Linked DNA regions of Homo sapiens: region 1 is linked to region 2. A link is an interaction called in ENCODE POLR2A ChIA-PET data of the cell type or tissue named here. Cell type or tissue: K562. All regions are shown on one strand. Each heading gives the region's core, and the rest is flanking DNA. Links, peaks and the distances in the headings are about the cores only.

Region 1 (2,910 bases), core at 282-2,781, 120 kb before region 2:
GGACATTTAGCTTATTTTCCATTTTTGACTATTGAAAGATATGGTAACAGTGTACACTGGGAGACTTCCCCTACGCCAGCCCACCTGATGTCACTTGGTCTCCCTCATTCCTTTTTTTTTTTGGAGAGACAGGGTCTTGCTCTGTCACCCAGGCTGGAGTGCAGTGGCACAATCACAGCTCACTGCAGCCTTGACTTCTTGGGCTCAAGGGATCCTCCTACCTCAACCTTTTGAGTAGCTGGGACTATAGGCACACACCACCATGCCTGGATCATTTTTAAATTTTTCTGTAGAGACAGGGTTTCACCATGATGCCCGAGCTGGTTTCGAACTTCTGGGCTCAAGCAATCCTCTCACCTTGGCCTCACAAAGTGCTGGGATTACAAGCATAAGCTTCCACGCCCAGCCCTCCCTAATTCCATAGCAAGCTGCCAGGCACTGCTGCTGAGATGCTGCAGGCCCAGCCATCACCTCCCCTCTCTGCTGCTTTTTTTCAGATTCACAAAGAAGTCTGTCCTGACCCTCAGGCCTGGTTCACAGGATCAGTTCCTACCCTACTTCTACCACTCTTTACAAACTCTTGCTTGGGGTATCAGAAAGCTTAAGGAAATAAAAAATAACCCCCTCTTTAAAATTAAAAAAAAAAAAAAAAGCCTACAGAGCCTGCAATGTCTGGAGACATTTCTGGTTGTCACAGCTGGGGGGATGCTACTGGCAGCTAGTGGGTGGAGGTCAGGGAGGCTGCTAAACATACAAACCACCAGGCAGCCCCCCATAACAAAGAATCATCTGGCCAAAAATGTTATCAGTTCCATGGTTGAGAAACTGCTCTACAGGTCCCCAGGGACAGATTCTGTATATGAACACTATCCCAGAGGTCTTACCTACTCAGGAGGGCCCAGAACTTTAGAGTCAGAAGGGACCTGAGAACTTACCGTAGACCATTGCTTCCTCCATTTACAGATGGGAAAACAGAGGCCTTGAGGGGCCTACAGTAAAAGCTGCCATGTGTCTTCTATGTGCTGAGTCTTTTCCATGCTGTGCCTCATCTGGGTACAGATAAGAATCTCCGTTTTCCAGATGAGGAGACCAAGGCTCAGAGAGGGGAATAAATGCAGCCAGCAAGCAGCAGAGTTTGTATTAATCCCACTCTGTCTTTGTCTTCTCTGCTCAGGGCTGGCCCCCACTTGAGAGCAGAACTATTAAGCAAGCCCTTTCCTTTACATGGGATTTGGAGTCACATGCACCCAGCCTGAGATGTGGAAATACTCTCCTGGCTGTGAGTGGGTAGTCTGCTGGGCGTGGGATTTCCAGGAAACCATTTACACACAGATCCACCCATCCCCAAAGAGGGAAAACAGCCAACCTCTGAGGGGGAAGGCCCCAGTTACTCTTAGCTACAAGGATGGGAAGCGCTTTCTGTCTCCACTTAAAAAGAGAAGAGCACGGTGGGGCGTGGTGGCTCATGCCTGTAATTTCAGCACTTTCAGAGGCTGAGGTGGACAGATCACTTGAGGCCCGAGTTCAAAGACCAGCCTGGCCAACATGGTGAAACTCCGTCTCTACTAAAAATACAAAAGTTAGCTGGGTGTTGGCCAGGCACGGTGGCTCATGCCTGTAATCCCAGCACTTTGGGAGGCTGAGGTGGGTGGATCACCTGAGGTCAGGAGATCAAGACCATCCTGGCTAACACGGTGAAACCCCATCTCTACTAAAAATACAAAAAAATTAGCCAGGCATGGTGACACCCACCTGTACTCCCACCTACTCGGGAGGCTGAGGCAGGAGAATCGCTTGAACCCAGGAGGCCGAGGTTGCAGTGAGCCAAGATCATGCCGTTGCAGTGAGCCAAGATCGTACCACTGCACTCCAGCCTGGGCAACAGAGCGAGACTCCGTCTGAAAAAAAAAAAAAAAGATTAGCTGGGCATGGAGGTGGGCACCTGTAATCCCAGCTACTCAGGAGGCTGAGGCATGAGAATGGCTTGAACCTGGGAGGTGGAGGTTGCAGTGAGCTGAGATCGCACCACTGCACTAAAAAAAAGAAAAAGAAAGAAAAAGAAAATAAAAGAACAAAGGTTTTCTGAGCTTTAAGTATGAAGCTCCATGGGCTCAGAAGAATGAAAGCACTTTGAAATAACTCAGAAACAGAAAGTCAAACACTGCATGTTCTTTCTCCCTTATAAGTAGGGGGGTAAGCAATGGGTACATGTGGACAGACAGAGCAGAATAGTAGACATTGGAGACTTCAAAAGGTGGGAGGATAGGTGAGAGATGAAAAATTACCTATTGGGTACCATGTACACTATTCGGGTGATGGGTACTCTAAAAGCCCAGGCTTCACCACTGCACAGTATATCCACGAAACAAAACTGCACTTGTACCCCCTGAATCTATAAAATTAATACAAATAAAAAAGATTGAAGGCACCTGTGTTCTTAAATCCTTTCCAGGAAAATCAGAACTGTTTGCCCCAAATCTCACTTGGCCCTTGTTTGAGTCCTTCATCCCCCTGAATAAACACCTTCAAATCCTTCCCATTACTCTTGGGATAAAGACCAAGAATATATTAACATGGTGTGAATTAGACCCTGCATGGTCTGGCACCTCCTTACCTTAGCTGGCACCAGCCCTCTCCATCTTGGCACTCGCTCCTGCCTTGGGGCCATCACATGGTCCATCCCTCTTGCCCAGCAGTAGCTTCCTCCAAGCTTCTCAGGCTTCAGATCCCAGCTCAGACATCACTTCCCAACTAGCCCCAACGAGGTTGGATCCCCATTTTCTCTCCCATAGTTCTCTGCGTGGCTGTGATTTGATTCATGTCTTTCTCCCCCACCACTCTGTGGATTCCCTAAACTGTCTTGTTCATTGTACCCAGCCCCACCACACAGCTGGCACAGGAGGGCCTCCT
Region 2 (2,910 bases), core at 228-2,727:
CGGCTCACTGCAACCTCCGCCTCCCAGGTTCAAGCGATCCTCCTGCCTGAGCCTCCCAAGTAGCTGGGACTGCAAGCATGCACCACCATGCTCAGCTAATTTTTGTATTTTTAGGAGAGACGGGGTTTCACCATGTTGGCCAGGCTGGTCTCAAACTCTTGACCTCATGATCCACCCGCCTCGGCCTCCCAAAGTGCTGGGATTACAGGAGTGAGCAACCTCGCCTGGCCAAGTTCTGTTTGTACTCGTTTCCATTAATGTAAGCAGTATTCTTGGAGGTCATGACTGTGTATAATAAATTCTTATCTGTTTGCAGAGCCTACCACTGATGTTTTGCAGAGTAATGAAAAGAAATGGTAGATTGAGATCTCATTCTTTGGTTTATTCATGGTGGTGTCACAGAACCCCAGTGTATTTAACAGAGCCCTAAAGTATATGACTTTGTGGCACCTGAATTGTATTATGTATGAGAAACTGATATATTTGCAAGATAGCAAATGTAAATAGGAGCTAGATAATATAAGAATCCTAATAGATACCCAAAAGACTCTGTTGGCTGGGTGTGGTGGCTCATGCTTGTAATCCTAGCATTTCAGGAGGCTGAGGCAGGAGAATCATTTGAACCCAGGTGTTTGAGACCAACCTGGCTAACATAAGGAGACCCTGTCTCTATAAAAAATAAAAAATTAGCCAGGCATGGTGGCATGCGCACAGCTATGGCCCTAGCTACTTGGGAGGCTGAGGTGGAAAGATCAGTTGAGTCTGGAGGTCACTACAGTGAGCTGTTATTGTGCCACTGTATTCCAGCCTGGGTGACGGAGCAAGTACCTTGTCTCAAAAAAAGAAAAGACTGTTGAATGACTTGGTTACTTCCTTTATTACTGTTGAAGTACTTGATGGATAAATTGTAGACAGCTAAAACTTTTTCTGGGTCTTCATGGCCAGTGAGTGAAGAAAGAAATGTTACTGTGGTATTCAGTAGATTCTGTTGGTTCTGAAAAGGGAGGAGGGTTACCTGAAGATGACTGAGTGCTTGCTCTGAAAGGGCTCACATGGATCCAGAATGACTCAGAGACTAAAAAGTTAATAAAAGGAAAGTATTCCTATTTCATTTTAGTTAATTAAAAATTGAGCTTAAAAACTTTAAAAGGAACAGTGCTGAATTAGTTTTTGAAAACTTTAGCCTTTTAAATTCTTTTTAGGTCCTAAGTTAAATTGATCTTGAAATGAAGATATTTCCTGTTTCTTAGATAAACCAGTGTTTTCGATTCGTGGTCTGTTTCTTCATGGACTCACGTGACTATAGTATTGGGGACTTTATTGGCCACAGATTTGTTGATGTTTCTTCTATATTTATTTATTTATAAAAACAAGATCTCACTCTTGCCCAGGCTGGAGTACAGTGGCACAATCGTAGCTCACTGCAACCTCAAACTCCTGGGTTTAGGGGAACCTCCTGCCTTAGCTTCCCAAGTAACTGGGATTACAGGTACATGGCACCACACTGAGCCAATTTTTTAAATTTTTTTATAGAGGCAGGGTCTCGCTTTGTTGCTCAGCCTGGTCTCAAACTCCTGGGCTCAAGCAATCCTCCTGCCTTGGCCTCCTCGAGAGTTGGGTTTACAAGTGTGAGTCACCATGCCCAACCCACACTAGGAAGTTGAGACTCATTGCTTAAGAAACTTGGCCGGGTGCGGTGGCTCACGCCTGTAATCCCAAAACTTTGGAAGGCTGAGGCTGGCAGATCACTTGAGGTCAGGAGTTCGAGACCAGCCTGGCCAACATGTTGAAACCCCATCTCTCCTAAAAATACAAAAATTAGTCAGGCGTGGTGGCACATGCCTGTAGTCCCAGCTACTCAGGAAGCCAACACAGGAGAATTGCTTGAATCTGGGAGGTGGAGGTTGCAGTAAGCCGAGATGGCGCCACTGCACTCCGGCCTGGGCGACAGAGCAAGACTCCATCTCAAAAACAGCAACAACAACAACAACAAAAAACGAAACTTGCTCAAGGTAACTAAAATGTAGATTTGAATCCAGTATAACCGAAAACTCACTGTTGCTCACATTCTTACCACCTTCATAGCTATCACCCTACTATACCAAGCCACTTTTCATCTCTTTCCCAGATTGCCCTGTTCACCTGACCAGTCAGCCTATTTCTCCATACAATCCATTTTCTACCCAATCGCTGAAATGTACCTTTTAGAACATAAGTCATACCCAGTCATTTTTCTGCTCTAAACTCTCTGATGGCTTCCCAACACATCTGGGAGCAGAAATGCCTAACCATGGTTTAACTTACTCTGGCCCCGTTCTCTGTTTTCCCACCACTGTCACTTTCATTCTAGCCATTGGCCTGTGTGCTGTTCTTCAGATATGTTGAGTGTACTCCCATCTCACATCTCATGGCCTTTTGTACCTGTTCCATCAACTTGGAATGCTCTTTCTTCAGACTTCTTTTTTCTTTTCTTTTTTTTTTTTTTTTTTGAGACAGAGTCTTGCTGTGTTTCTCAGGCTGGTCTAGAACTCCTGGCTGGCCTCAAGTGATACTTCTGCCTTGGCCTCCCAAAATGCTGGGATTATAGGCATGAGACACTGCCCCCTCACCTTCCTCAGGTTTTTACTTAATTTTCTCTTAGATCTCAGCTCAAATTTACCCCTGTAGGGAAGCCCTCCTAGTGAAAACTCAGCCCCATCATTTAGCCCCTTTTTCTGTTTTTTCCTTCTTCTTAACATTTAATACCTCTTAAAATCATATAATCACTATTTATTTATTTATTTATTTATTTATTTAAGACAGAGTCTCACTCTGTTGCATAGGCTGGAGTGCAGTGGCGTGATCTCCGCTCACTGCAACCTCCACCTTCCTGGTTCAAGTGATTCTTCTGCCTAAGCCTCCAGAGTAGCT

The links. Peaks named below come from ENCODE experiments on the same cell type or tissue, not always from the same donor. Only the 100,000 strongest peaks of a DNase experiment are listed, where the experiment ranks them.
Region 1: POLR2A ChIA-PET joins it to region 2 with 5 read pairs; 4 of 35 experiments call an interaction of 5 or more read pairs at or near these places.

Annotation. Positions count from the first base shown.
Region 1 is chr1:23,442,706-23,445,615 of GRCh38, reverse strand. All of the region lies in intron 5 of ASAP3 (ArfGAP with SH3 domain, ankyrin repeat and PH domain 3), which reads left to right. Among named protein-coding and RNA genes, the nearest start is that of TCEA3, 19 kb to the right of the region's middle. RefSeq lists a silencer at 1,126-1,420. In K562, for the core only: no CTCF peak of the experiment used is centred there; a DNase peak (open chromatin) is centred at 1,304.
Region 2 is chr1:23,327,575-23,330,484 of GRCh38, reverse strand. All of the region lies in intron 5 of HNRNPR (heterogeneous nuclear ribonucleoprotein R), which reads left to right. Among named protein-coding and RNA genes, the nearest start is that of HNRNPR, 15 kb to the left of the region's middle. In K562, for the core only: no CTCF peak of the experiment used is centred there; no DNase peak of the experiment used is centred there.